Linked DNA regions of Homo sapiens: regions 2 and 3 are each linked to region 1. Evidence: read pairs that join two places in POLR2A ChIA-PET (ENCODE). Cell type or tissue: MCF 10A. All regions are shown on one strand. Region 1 holds the start of CXCL1 (C-X-C motif chemokine ligand 1). Region 2 has its middle 48 kb from the start of CXCL1. Region 3 overlaps LOC105377277 (a long non-coding RNA gene).

Region 1 (5,000 bases):
AATTTCCTCTGGACTGTGATGGTTCTTCAATCTGCCCTTATTTTTCATGACATTGACAATTTTGAAGAGTACCACTCAGCCATTTAAGATTCTTTGATTTAGGTTTGAAGCATGCTTTTCTCATGATTAGACTTGGGCTATTAATTTTTGAAAGAGCACCAAAGAGGTATGCTGTTCTTGTGACATCATATCAAGGGGGTACATGATATGCACATGACATCACACTGATGACGTAAATCTTCCTCATTTGGTATAGGGCGAGTTTACCAGGTTTTCTCATGGCAAAGTTACTATTTTATTTTTCAGAATTGTGTACTTCAGGAAAATATAACAAGCTATTTCAATGCCACAGGAAAGATATGCTGTTAGTGAAACAAAATTATAGAGATGTGTGACCATTTTGCTGTGTTTTCATTTAAGAATATGTAAATTTGAACCATTCAACTAGGGCAATAACAGATTTTTTAAAATCATTCTACTCTTGAAAGTATTAATTATATATCACAGAGTGTTTTTATCATAGTATAATAGTTAAATGCCATTTTATCTGACTTTGATTTCCAGGCTCAAGGATGTATGACCTTAGGCAAGTGACTTAACCTCTCTGCACCACAGTTTCTTTATTTGCAACTTAAAATCTCATAGACACAACAATATCTACTGATACTGTAGTTATCAGTACAAGCACAGGCTTGTTTGGAAGACTGAATGAGTTAATATTTGTAAACTGCTTAGAAGAGCAGAAAATAAATGCTCTGCCCTTTGCCTCGGGTGTAGAGGTTTAGCAATTTGCCCTTGGTATGCAGCAGCATAATCAAGGAAGCAGCATATTTTTTATTTACCAGAATTCTGTAAGCTCTTATAATTTAGCTCCTTTGTTGAAGAAAAAAAAGCAAATTTTCAGCGACCTGTGAATGTTTGTTTCATAGACAAAGTGAAGAGACATTAGAGAAGAAAAATCTCTTCTTGCCTTTTTGGTTTGTATAAACTTTATAAAATGAGCATATATTACAACTACAATTAGAAAACAAAACAATACATTTTTCAAGTTTTAAAGAATCATTTCCATGTTTCTGGAAATTTCAGTTTCCCATCAAATCCCAGAAAAAGAGTGATAATAAGAGGTGTAATCACTCAAACTTTCAATTATGCATGAGCTAGTCACACACTTAATAAACTTTAGATTATATGTCATTTCCTATTCCTTACTACTAATTTGAACCTTCCTCTAATTTTCTTGATTTTTCCCTTAGAGTCATATTGATAAATACTAGAGTTTTTTTAAAAAATAGTCATTCCTTTAGTACATCTTTTCAATAAATAAGATGAAGACTATTACATTCAAAGTCCCTTTTTATATACATGAAGTGATTGAAAGGTGGACTACAAAATAAACCAATGATCTGTCTGAACGGTAACAAATAAAATTTCATCTAAGTGTACCTCGTGGTAGAGTACATATTTGTCTTCCTTTCTGAAAGCCTGATACAGAAAATTTTATTTCAATTTTTGTAAATTCTCAGCTGAGTTTCTTTTTTAAAAAATTTAGATTTAGAAGTTTGCAGCATTGATTACAGCTTGAAACTGATGAAGATATTTGGGACACTGTATTTGGTCTCCATTGGGTCAATGCTTTTTCATTTATTCTTCCTGTTAAGAAATATAAGTAATCAGGAAGATGTGAAAAGAGAAATAATTGAAAAAGACTGGAGTACATATACTATCTACAGTGTCTGTTTTAAAGAAACAACATTCTAGCACACCTTTCTACCCTTGACTAAGATTACTGTAATGAGAGCACCAGTACCCCTGAGTAACCGAAAGGGCATTTTGGAAACTGAGCTTTTGGTGTTTATATGAACATTCTGTCTTCCAGGACCTGCCTTGATTTATTCAAGACTCATACTGCTGTATATGGTGTTGTATACATTAGGGGTAGTTGGGTAGCAGTAACTGATATAGAAAATTTTAAATGTAAAAAACACTGGGGAGTGAACCTTTCCATTATATATATATATATATATATATATATATATATATATATAAATATATAAATATATATATAAATTCACATCAGGATGAGTTTCTGTTTAGGCAATGTTGGAAAACGCTATTTCCATTTTTTTTTTAAACAAATATTTAACAAACATTTATAAGGCACTTAAATCCATGCTGGCTCTTACAAATGTTGACTCATTTCTCATAACCACCTTGGGGTAGAAACGGAGAGGCTAAACAATCTGCAGGCGATGCTTCACTACTAAATGCAGGTGGCAGCCTTGCCTGTGTTCTCTGCTTGGCTAGGAACACAGGTCTTACCTATTGAGCTGGGCTGTGTAGAACTCTGTTGTGGAGACATCTGCCCCTGGGGCAGAAGCCTCTGCTTTTTCCCCCTCCTCCCATCTTACTCCATGTCTCAGAGAGCTCTGAATCCCACTTGGAGAATCACACTTAAACCCTCTAAAAACCTAATGATGAATAAAAATAAGTTCTCTAGAACTTCTGGAGAAAAAAGTAATAAAGCTACCAGGTTAAATGACTGAAATTCCTGAGAGAAAACAACATGTGTGTGTTTCTCTAGAAAGGGGGCCCAATACTGAATACCAGGAAGTCCTATAGTAAATGGAATGTGACTCTATGTGGGATCCGGCGTTCCTATTTCATCCGAATGCATGTCTGCTGCTTCAGTGGGAAGGGTGCTTGCACACCAGGTACCCACTCCCTGGTGTCATGTGCTATGCAGTCCAAAGACAGAACCAGGAATGGTGAGCCCATGAGCCTGCTGGACCCAGCCCCTCCGAGGTCCGGAGTGACAACCAGTGCCGTATTTCTAGATCAAACCTGAACCCCTCCTACAGGGAAAAGATTTCCAGGGGATTTTGAAAGTTCCAACATTTTACAGGGAAGAAGGAAGATAAGCAGGATATGAAAGAAGAGTTCATGTTATACAGCCCTGGCTTCCACTGACGCTAACACTGGATTCAGCTTTTGACACTGATAATCTGTTGCCACCAAATGGAAAACGTAAACAAGATATTCTAAGTGTGGTTAGAGAATATGCAACACAAGGAACAAGCAGAACATTCTTCTCTGGAATCTGACATAATGGACTGTACTTTCACAGACAGCACTGATGTTAGATGTACGTGAAATAGGCTAAACTGAAAATAAGAAAGGCTGAGGCAGAGAGGATAATATAGCTCCAGCCTATCTCCCAGCACCTTGTTAATTTCTCTCAATCTCCAGCCACAAATCCGAGACACAACGCTCTTCCTCCAAAGAGGTCGCGCCTTCTCTGTGGTGGTTCTCAGGGATCCGCCCCAGCTCCTTCTCCGTTCCCAGCCCCACACACTGGGATCACCAGGCACCCAAGATCCCACCTCTCAGGTGGTATCTTCAGCGCAGGCTGCCACTCAGCCCCCCTCCAGGGATCTGGGGCAGAAGGCGAATATCCCAGAGTCTCAGAGTCCACAGGAGTTACTCTGAAGGGCGAGGCGCGGGCTGCATCAGTGGACCCCCACACCCCACCCGCACCCCAAGCGCTCCACCCTGGGGGCGGGGCCGTCGCCTTCCTTCCGGACTCGGGATCGATCTGGAACTCCGGGAATTTCCCTGGCCCGGGGGCTCCGGGCTTTCCAGCCCCAACCATGCATAAAAGGGGTTCGCGGATCTCGGAGAGCCACAGAGCCCGGGCCGCAGGCACCTCCTCGCCAGCTCTTCCGCTCCTCTCACAGCCGCCAGACCCGCCTGCTGAGCCCCATGGCCCGCGCTGCTCTCTCCGCCGCCCCCAGCAATCCCCGGCTCCTGCGAGTGGCACTGCTGCTCCTGCTCCTGGTAGCCGCTGGCCGGCGCGCAGCAGGTGGGTACCGGCGCCCTGGGGTCCCCGGGCCGGACGCGGCTGGGGTAGGCACCCAGCGCCGACAGCCTCGCTCAGTCAGTGAGTCTCTTCTTCCCTAGGAGCGTCCGTGGCCACTGAACTGCGCTGCCAGTGCTTGCAGACCCTGCAGGGAATTCACCCCAAGAACATCCAAAGTGTGAACGTGAAGTCCCCCGGACCCCACTGCGCCCAAACCGAAGTCATGTAAGTCCCGCCCCGCGCTGCCTCTGCCACCGCCGGGGTCCCAGACCCTCCTGCTGCCCCAACCCTGTCCCCAGCCCGACCTCCTGCCTCACGAGATTCCCTTCCCTCTGCAGAGCCACACTCAAGAATGGGCGGAAAGCTTGCCTCAATCCTGCATCCCCCATAGTTAAGAAAATCATCGAAAAGATGCTGAACAGGTGAGTTATGGTTTCCATGTACACAGGCGACTGGAGCCGTTGGTCAGAAATACTGGCATGTGCCCCCTAAAAATAAAATCAGGAAAACCCAGGGGTTAGTTGAAGGACTAGAAATTGGGATTATTGTTTTCACAATTAAGGTTTCCTTTACGATAATTACTGCTCTGGTGCCAGAGGATATTCCCAATGCCTGGCGTCCCCACCCTGGTTCTTCCTTCGTTCCAATGAATGTAGGTAAAACTGCCTTCATTTGAGGCCCAGTAGGACAAACAGCAACAGGTTCTGGCTGTTTTTAATCCAATAGTACAGTGGAGACCACCGCCCCACCCCACCCCCATTCCTAAAAGAGCATCCCAAGCTTAGAGGTCCCTGCCACACAGCACAGCTGTCATAGGCAGTAGCCACTTGGTTGCCAGGCTGGGGAAACTGCATTCGGAAAACTCTAGAGGCTGGAGGAGCAGGGCAGGAGAAGAGTGTTGTGCAATCAGCTTTCCCGAGCACCTACTCAGGGCACCCATTTTCTCATTGCAGTGACAAATCCAACTGACCAGAAGGGAGGAGGAAGCTCACTGGTGGCTGTTCCTGAAGGAGGCCCTGCCCTTATAGGAACAGAAGAGGAAAGAGAGACACAGCTGCAGAGGCCACCTGGATTGTGCCTAATGTGTTTGAGCATCGCTTAGGAGAAGTCTTCTATTTATTTATTTATTCATTAGTTTTGAAGA
Region 2 (5,000 bases), 49 kb after region 1:
AGACATACACAATCACTTTGAAGTTCTCACTGCTGAGCAACTGTAGTGACTTATATAACTACACCAATATTCAACAGTTTGGATCTGGCTATCAGCAGTAGAAAATTTCAAATTCAACAAGATTCAGAGAGATGTAGGTTAATGAGCTTTGGCTTATTCAAAGTGAAAAATCTGCTAATGCTATGATAAAACAGAGAACAAAAACTCAAAATAACCAATCAAAATAGCTAGACGTTTCTTTGAGGCACAAGTAAATCTCTGTCCCATTGTCGAGATTTTGTTTATAAACTCTTTCCCCCATGATTCCAGCTGCCTAAAGGAGTAACAAAACAGCTTAAATTGAGAGCTGTGGGTAACATGGCATTAAATTCTCTCTGTACTTTTTTCTTTTCCCATTGCTTTCTTACAGTATCTGTCACTTTGTTCTTTGTAATAAAGTACAAAAATTTCACATTGGGTCTTTAAATCAAGCTCTCATTAATGAAGAAAAATGTGATATTGCAGAATAATCACTACTAGTTGCCAATTTTATATATATATATATATATATATATATATATATATATATATATATATATGAAATACCATCAAAGATAATTATATGTTTTTATTTGGTGTCAGTAAGGTAATACAATTTCTGGGGAACAAAAATGCCTGGAATTTGCAATAGCGTAACCCATAGAGTATTAGTCATGAAAAGATCAAGTAGGAACAATCCTAATTGCCATTTTGAAGGGATGTTTAATGGTGACCCATGGAGAGAAGAATATTGGTACCAGGGCATACAGAAAGTGTTCCATTGAACTTAAAGCCACAGCTGCCACCTGGTCACTTTGGGTTCCTCATGCTTGTGGGCCAGAAGATAAATAAAAAAGTTATACTGTTTGATATAATTGACTCAGATTGTCAGGAATAGTTCAGATCATTGACACTTATGGGGACTTGTGATGTTTCCATGCCATGGAAAAATGGTAAATAAGCGATTTCAGCAACTGTGGTTAGACAAGGGCAAGACAACCAAGAGCTCAAACCCCTCAGGGATGAAAATTTAGGTGACCCTACCAGGTAAGCATATTGAATTATTTCAATTTCTGACAAAACACAGTGAAAATCTAGAATGGATTGAAGGAGGGAGATGATGAATATTGATGATGGCCTAAGGACCAGGTGCAGTAGTGATGAGGGTAGCTTGTTTCTCTAAAACTAAATGACCAAGAAAATTCAATATGAGCTCCTGTAAATTGGAGTAATGCAAGACTATGAGTGATGCAATTCTGAGTGAAGCAGACCATGACATTCATTTATTTTCCTCCCCATCACATACCCCAAACTTACCTTTCATCTCAGTCACAACTGTAGTGAAGAGCTCCAGAAAACCTCAGATTCATCCTGCACTGATAGCAGTCCACTGTAAGAGCAAGCATATTTTTGCATTCTGCTTCAAAGCCTTCCCCAAGGTAGTGGGAGTCTGCTTGACTAGTATGGAAAAAGAGTCCCAAGTAGAGGAAGAGAGTTTATGTCCCTGGGAGTAATCCTCAACCACTAGGCAAGGAGAACTGATGGTTACCTGCACCAGACTCCAGGCCTTCAAGGCAAGCAATTCCAGAAAGCATTCTATGTGCTCCCCACAAATTCCAGAGGAATGGAGGCCCTGTTTCTCATAGCAGCAACTCAGTGAGGCATACATTTATACTGGCTTCCCACTCCTCCAGGTTTCACTCCTCTTACCTCTTATGTTTGTGTCTTGGATACCCTCGCAAATCAACTACAAGGACCCAAGTCCTTGTCTGAGGTTCTGATTTTAGGAGAGTAAAAATTATGGCAATTCCAAAAGAATAAAAAATAAAAATAAAAAATCTCCTGCCTACAAAAACACATTTTTTTCTGGGTGTTCTATAGATTATAAAAACATTTATTTTTCTATTTTGCAATTGGCCATTTTAAAGCTCTTTGGTTTTTATTTCTTTGGTCCTGTGTTGCATTCTCATTTCAGAAGTAGCCAGTTAGCCCAAAGCGTTTATTTACTTTAGTCTTAGTGTGGTAATGGTACCGTCCCCAATGTTCTGCCTGTCACTTTTCTTAGTTTAATGTTGTAGTAAACAAAGTTAAGACACCACCATAATTCTGAGGTATGTTTAACACTTGCTCAAGAGGTTAACTTCTTGTGTTTTTTTCCCAAATGACCTGATTCCCTCATAGTCTCTGTGGTTAGTTGTATTTGGAGGTATTTGGCTCTGAATTTAAACATTTAAATGTGGTTGGCCTTTGGAAAACACCAGACAGTGAGTCAGAGGCTTTTCATTCCTTTCTATGATTCTGAGCATTATGTTGAGAAACCTCCTACCCTCTCTAGGCAATTTCTCCATCTGTAATGGAGCCACCCAGCACTTTTCTGTATCCTGGATTAGAGTCAGTGTTAATAGCACTGGGAGACTCTTTGATACTTTAATCAGAAATGGGCCTAATTCCATTAAATTTTCTTGTGTTTATAATCTAAGCAGGGGTGCCCAATCCCCGGGCTATCAGTCTGTCCCCTGTTAGGAACTGGGCCACACAGCAGGAGGTGAGCAGCAGGCAAGACAGCATTACTGCTTGAGCTCCATCTCTGATAAAATTAGATTCTCATAGGAGCATGAACCCTATTGTGAACTGCATGCGAGGTTTATAGGTTGCGAGCTCCTTGTGAGAATTTAACTAATGCCTGATGATCTGAGGTGGGGCAGTTTCATTCCCGAAACTACTCCCCCACCCTCACCATCCTTGGAAAAATTGTCTTCCACAAAACAGGTCCCTGGTGCCAAAAAAAAGGTTGAGGACCGCTGATTTAAAGTACTTCTATTAGTTGTTATATTTTGTCGTGTCTGGAAAAATGTGTTAACTATAAGAGAAGAGAGAATGATCTTTTGTACTTTGATAGAATAATTGCATTCTGATACAGGAAAATAAAACTATTTCTAAGTGGGGGAAACAAAATCATTTCTTAAAACACTGAATAGACTATTAGCCCTTTACATGGCTTTCTGAGTCTCATTCTGGCCAAGTCAATACTATGTTGCCTCCTAGTTTTACAAGGGTACATTCCTTCCAATAAAACAATGTGTGAATCCACAGGACACTCCAAGAAAATGAGGAATGGCATTTATTGGTACCTTGTTAGAACACAAGCATAAACCTCTACTGCACTAAAGCTGTGTGTGAAAAGAGTCTGGGAGAGAAGGAAGGGGCGGTATGGCAGCAAATGATTCTATAGGGATGCGTGGGAGTGTGTGTGTGTGTGTGTTTTCTCAGTCTGTGTATGTGTGTTTTCTGGGTGTTGTTAAGAGGTAGTCTGTAATAAGAATATAACTCCACTTACTTTTCTATTAGAGATAGCATTTTGTTGTACAAATTCTCTTTGAAGTTCTTTGATAAATCTTTGGCTCATTCATTAGTATCTTAGGGTCAAGTGCTATAAACAGATTAATAACTTATTTTGTTTTCAGCACTGATATGGAAGGGGATTGGGCATGGGGCGTGAGGAATAATTTTCATTTTGAAGATGACGTGGATCTGCATGACAGTCTCTGGTCTTCCAGAGAGAAGTGACAAAGCTCTAGGTTCCAGAGATACAAGAATGAGGAGGAGGCAAAACAGCTTGGGAATGAAGGTGAAAGCTGACAAAAAGAAAAACTGTTTGACAGTTGTTGACTTTGCAATTTTTCCTGATAAACTCTTACAAAAGTATCTCCAGGTTAGTATGAAGATAAGAGAACATCCCTATCGATTTATCCCAGTTTTCCCAGTCAAGTCTGTGTCCCAAATGGAAAAAGAGAAAAAGAGACCAATTAAAAGGAACTAGAAAAGAAAAAAACTATATATTACTAAACACACATGCACTCGCACACACACACCAAGGAGTTCTTGAGCTCATTTTCCCTGTCTTTCATACTTACCAACAAAAATATTTAAAACATTAGGATTTATATCCTCTAATACTTATCTTTTATAAGTACTATGTAAGACATTAATAAATGCACAGAAGAAATTGATGATTCAGAGCGAGAGAAATGAGACAGCTACTTCAAGTTTACTTGCAGGAGGCGATTGATTTTGGGAGGCTTTAAAAATAAAGGTAGAATGTTTTATAAGGTTTTTCCTAAACTGGTAAATACCTGAACTTAAATTTAAGATAAAAATTTTATCTCCAATTCTAATAAATTTCATTTCTCAATTTCTTTTGGATCCAACCTGACCACTCCAGCTCTGTTTTCTCTATCTATGTATCTGTTGCCTAAAATATTATTATAGGCCAACTTAAAAGTCATCCTCAACTCTTCTCTTTCTCCCACACTCTACATCCAATCCAACAAAAAATCTTGTTGGTTCTACCTTCATAACCACTTTCACTGCTACCCCCCTGGGTTGAGCCACCATCTTCAGTCACCTGAATCATTGCAAAAGGCTCCTAACTGGTATCTTTAAGCTCTTCTATGTCTATTCTTAACACACTTGCCAGTGCAATCTTTACAAAATGTAAGTCAAACTATGATTCTGCTCTGTTCAAAATCCCCCATTGGTTCTCCTCTCACTCTGAGTTAACATCCAAATCCTTAGAGATGGGTCACAGGCCTTACCTCCCGAGGCTCCCTATTCCCTCCTTGATAGCATTTTCAACAGTGTTGTTTCCCTTGCTCACTCACCCCAGCCACCATGGGCTCTTTACTGTTCCTTAAACCCACAGCAGCTGTGCTTCTATTTTGTGGCTATTTATTTTGCCTGGAATCCCCTTCCACCAGATATCTACTTGGCTAACTTCCTCAGTCTCCTAACCTATTCACTCACATCTCCTCTTCCCCAAGAGGAGCATTCCTTCAAGCTGACTCCTGTTTCTGAGTTTCTGAGCACTCCCTTACCTTCTGGAATAAAAAGCTATTCCAGGCTCGCCTCACATTTTCCCTTCAGTTGCTCTCAAGCCTTCATCGAAGGACTGTATACTTGTATAAATCAGCATATGGACATTC
Region 3 (5,000 bases), 250 kb after region 1:
GAACATCCTCCTTCTGAGACACTAAAATGCTGTCAGAGCATTGTTCCTCCTGTTGAGTAATTCTAATAAATTTAACGTTTCCTGATTGAAGGGGTTTTTTGTTGTTGTTGTTGGTAGTATTTCTGATGAATTGGCAGTTGATATGTTCTATTGGAGACTAGAACATAAGAATGGGGAAGGTGATACTTATAATAATCTATCTGGGTATAGTTAGGATCTTCACATGCCACACTATGTAGTGACATAATTTGACCTGGAAATAGCTGGTCACATTGGCTATATTGATAGCAACAGGAGATAGACAAATTCTTAGGCAGACAGGGATGCGTCCCTGGTAAAACCTGATCTCCAAGCCAAAGACAGCCTGAAGACTGAAAACTGAGCTGCCAGTTCGGGGTAGAGCCCATGACCAGAGTGAGAATTTCCTCGATGCCTTTTAGCCAATATAATGATGCTTTTTCCAGGCCCACCCATGGACCAATCAGCATACACTCCCCCATTCTGAACCCATAAAAACCCCAAACTCAGCCTTACAGACAGCCACCTGCTTTTGGGCCTCCTCTCACACAGAGGACCATCCACTTCAAGTCCCCTCTTGTGTTGAGAGCTTTTCTGCCACTCAGGAAAATTCTTCTCTGCTTTGCTCACTCTCCGGTGTCTGTGTACGTCATTCTTCTTGGTCACAGGACAAGAACCCGGAACATGCCAAAAGGGTGTAACACATACTCCTGCTCACTGAGTTACAGGAGTGAAAAAAACCACTGGGTGCCGCATGCCCCTATTTAGCAGGTACAAATGAGCTGTAACACAACACACCCCCATCCTCCAAGCTGCAGGCAGCAGGGAGAGCTGTAACATGCCTCCATCCTCCGAGCTGCAGGCTCAAAGAAGTGAAGCAGTTAGGCACTATTCCCTCCTGGCCAGCTTGCTGAACTACAAAAGCTGCAACATTTCTTGGGAGCTTAGACCTCAGGATTCCCCAGGCGAGAGCTGTAACATCACCTGGGGCTCCACAGTTGCTGGCATCTCTGAGTTTTCAGGTGCCACTGCATTCCCCTCATCTAGACTCCGGCTCCCAATGCAAAAGCTGCCTGTGGCATGCCAAGTTTAGCCACAGGCAAAACACAGAGTCCCTGTTCAGATGTGGGATCCAAGCAGGTAGCACAAGCTGAGTACAGCCCATCAGGCTGAGTGGGAAGAGTGAGCCCAGCAGGCCTTGGCAAGACTACAGGCAGAGGTCACAGCAGCCACAGAGATTTCCAGCTGGTGAAGCAGCACTGAAGGAGTCCTGTAACAGTATGTTAGTCTACAAACTTGGTAAATTCTCATTCTCTGTTTTCTGTGACATTTTGATTTTAAAAATTTTATTCTCCAATACATCGCAAGGACTGGATATCTTGCCCTCTATTTTGAAAGTATGGTGTCCAAATTCATAGGAGAAGGCAAGGGTAGGTGACTCAGAAGGCACACACACCAAAAAGAGTCATTGGAGGAACAACCCAGGAAGCCATAGAAGAATGTTATCCCAAACTAGATGGAAAAGTTTTGTTTTTATGTAATTTAGAAAAACATTCTTATTATTTATTTGCTTAAAGTTTGTCACCATTTTTTCAAATTTTTTTTATAGAATGCCATCCTATTTAAACTACTATCCACAACATGAAATATAGTTACCACAAACATAAAAATAGCCAAGTGGTGGAATGGGGAGGAGGGACCCTGAACTGTTGACCAGGAGGTGGCCTCTGGTAAGCCTCACCATACCTTGATGAAAGAGCCCTCAAAACTCTCCATCTCCTTTGACTTTAATTCTGTACAATCTTCTAATTTAGATACTGATATAGTTTGGATGTTTGTCCACTCCAAATCTCATGTGGAAATGTGATTCCCAATGTTGGAGGTGGGGTCTGGTGGGAGGGGAATGGATCTTGGGGACAGATTCCTTATGAATCGCTTAGCACCATTCCCCTTGGTGATAAGTGAGTTCTTGCTCAGTTAGCTCATGTGAGATCTGGTTGTAGAGTCTGGGACCTTCCCTCTTCTCTCTTTTGATCTCTCTCTCACCATGTGACAATCACTGCTCTCCCTTTTTCTTTTGCCGTGATTGTAAGTTTCCTGAGGCCCTCACCAGAAGCAGTTGCTGAAGTCATGCTTGCATAGCCTGCAGAACCATGAGCCAATTAAACCTCTTTCCTTTATAAGTTACCCAGTCATGGTTATTCCTTTATAGTGCTTTATAGTCCTTTATAGTGACTCATAAATGGCCCAATACAGGTACTTAGCCTTTTGGTTAAAAGATACCAACACATAGGTGACTAGATTGCAGATCATTGGCATTTTGAATTGTTTTTTAAGTACCCATATTACTGTGGTTTACGCCAAATTGAATCTATTATGTAGAAATATGCCTATAAAACTACTTTCAAATTTGTACAAATATCAGTTTCTCAAAGCGTATATATATATATATATGCATGCATGTGTATGTGTCTGTTTAAAATACACCTGCTGGGGATTAGCATTGAGCTGAAAGACAAGGTCCTGCCCTTGCCCTAGAAGAGTTTGCAGTGTAGATGGAGACCACCTGACACCTCACCTGATCCCTGATAGCAATTCCAGGCCAACTTTCCTAAGCACTATGGGAATTCAGACTAAGGGCCAGATCACCGTTGCCTGAGATTCCATTGTGATGTTAGAATTCACATTCTCATTCTTATTCAATAGAACTGACTCGTTCACCAGAGCACCTACTATGTTCCAGGTGGTATCATAAGAACTTGGGAGACATCACTAAACAAAATAGAAAAATCCCTGCCCTTATGGAGCTGACATTCTAGTGGGGGCTTGGTTTTTTTCCTTGGGTACTGGGTTTGTTTTTCCATGATGAGCATATCCTATGATGCACTATAGCACTCAAGCAAGATGCCTGAAGCAAAGGAGGTGAGTCACCATCACTGGGATAAAAAAACAGGTCAGAGAAGTAGAAGTTATTTTCTCTTATAATTTTAAATTTTGCCTTAAGCTCTTCTTTTGAAATGTTCTAGGCCAAAGTAATGATTCATGGATTCAGCACACTTTCCTTTGTTGAAAAGCACTGCTTGTTCCCCCTCAAAGCTATGTGAGAGGCTGTGTAGGAGAGAGTGGAGAGCAGGTAGCCTACCGGACCTACAGTTCACCATTTCAGCCCTGTAATTGACCAGCTGTGGGACCTCAGGTAAGCTGGCTAACCTCTCTCTTACCAATGGTAGATGACTATGAAAGCTCCAAACTCTCTCACAAACATAGGAGATTATTAGCATACAAATTAATGTCTAGGTTTGTGGGTCTTGAGGCTTCAGTGGAGGTCATGGGCAAAGCTGCAAAGAGCATGGGAATTAAAATACATGCTCCAGGATAGGCAGTGTGCTGGCTTTTTCTATGGATTAATTCATTTGATTCTCACACCAACCTCAAAAAGAAGGATTATTAGCCCTTGATAGATGAGGTAACTGGGACTCAGAGAAGTTGTGGAGCCAGGATTCTAGATCAAAGCATTAAGTCTTTGCTTCTGTGCTCTTTCACCTTGGCCAGGCAGCTGCCCTTGCCCAGTAAATGGTACATCACAGTAAGTGTTTTATTAAAATGCCATTTCCCTGAAACAAAGAAATGATGGTATTAGGGGGAGGGCAAGGGAGACATTTTGAGAATATTTAAGTATATATGATGACTATTTCTTCTTCAAATATCTATCTGGTATAAAACTACTATTCTGTTACTCTAATTATTTTTTGACCATAGGAGAGACTGCGACAGAAATTCCATTAGTGGATTTGAGATTGAGTTTAGAATATTTATTTAAGTAGAGCTAAGTGTGGCAATATCTGTCATATCTATTAGTTTGGAGAAATGAAGAAGCTTTTTTAGTTATAGATCCAGACACCAATGCTAATACCAAATACTACAGCCAGTGTTCTTCTGTCGCCATAGTTGTTACAAGTATGACAGCCTCCCAAGTCATTTATTGATTCAACTCCCTTTTTGTTTTAATGTTGACACACTAGTTTGTATGAACAATGAGCACACTAGCTCAGAAGAGGACAACAAGAATTAGCGCGGATGGTTCTTCCCCTTGAGGGGGTGCTCTGTCAGTATGAACATGCCTTCATGGGCAGAAATTAGGAGCCCACTAGCTGTTAATGAAGAGTGCTTTGCTTTCCTTTCAGACAGCAGTTTCCAAAGTTCCTCTTCTCCTTTAATGGCATTGCCCTTTAGTGTGTGTTAACCTGTGGTTTGAAAGAAATACTCGTGTATATTAGCAATGTAAATATAAGTGATTAAATTAAATTACATTTATCAATAAAAATAGCTATTATCGATAGCTGAATGCATAAAGTATGCAGCATCACATACGGATGAACTCACCGTTTGTCGTGCTACTACAGGTACATGCTCTACAAACACAGAAATTCTGATATTCTATGAAACATTATTAAATTCCAATTGAACATGATCATTCCAATCAAATAAGGGGAAAAAATATAAAGTATTTGTAATCAAAGACCCTGTATTGTTGAGTATATTCCTGAAGGGGAGGGGTTTGTTTTGTCTAGGATTGATATAAAGTGAATTATCTGCTTATGATTTTTCACTCTGATTATTGGAATAATATTCTCCACACTAGCTCCTGGATCTGTGCATTTCAACCTTGTCTCTTCCATACCTGCATCATTTTGGTATTGTGTATATTAGGACACATTCTGATTTCTGCATCAGAACGCTGAGTGAGTGTGCACAGTAAGCAAAGGAGTATACCTGGGAGCCAGTCTCACACCAGGATGGCTAGTAAAAACAGAACCATTCATAACATAACTGTCAACCAATAAAATACATATCACTAAAGCTAAACTAAATTCGAGTACCCTCAACTCAACTTCCCCCAGCCACATCTCAAAAACATGACTAGCTACTCCAACATCACCCAATATAAGGAGAACTGTAAAGAAATAAAGTCAGAGTGAGAG

The links. ChIA-PET counts read pairs that join two places held together with the same protein. Peaks named below come from ENCODE experiments on the same cell type or tissue, not always from the same donor. Only the 100,000 strongest peaks of a DNase experiment are listed, where the experiment ranks them.
Region 2: POLR2A ChIA-PET joins it to region 1 with 61 read pairs; 5 of 35 experiments call an interaction of 5 or more read pairs at or near these places.
Region 3: POLR2A ChIA-PET joins it to region 1 with 32 read pairs; 2 of 35 experiments call an interaction of 5 or more read pairs at or near these places.

The regions. Positions count from the first base shown.
Region 1 is chr4:73,865,712-73,870,711 of GRCh38, forward strand. CXCL1 (C-X-C motif chemokine ligand 1) reads left to right here and starts at 3,682. Exons shown (of 4, transcript NM_001511.4): 1 at 3,682-3,859; 2 at 3,958-4,081; 3 at 4,195-4,278; 4 at 4,810-5,000. The coding sequence starts at 3,760. The coding sequence ends at 4,825. In MCF 10A, a CTCF peak has its summit at 2,293; DNase peaks (open chromatin) are centred at 2,280, 3,280, 3,430 and 4,770.
Region 2 is chr4:73,915,092-73,920,091 of GRCh38, forward strand. No RefSeq gene overlaps it. Among named protein-coding and RNA genes, the nearest start is that of CXCL1, 48 kb to the left of the region's middle. In MCF 10A, no CTCF peak of the experiment used is centred here; a DNase peak (open chromatin) is centred at 2,230.
Region 3 is chr4:74,111,444-74,116,443 of GRCh38, forward strand. LOC105377277 (a long non-coding RNA gene) reads right to left here. Exons shown (of 2, transcript XR_938878.2): 2 at 3,816-4,262. It also overlaps a transcript of MTHFD2L not described here. Among named protein-coding and RNA genes, the nearest start is that of CXCL2, 15 kb to the left of the region's middle. In MCF 10A, no CTCF peak of the experiment used is centred here; DNase peaks (open chromatin) are centred at 718 and 2,998.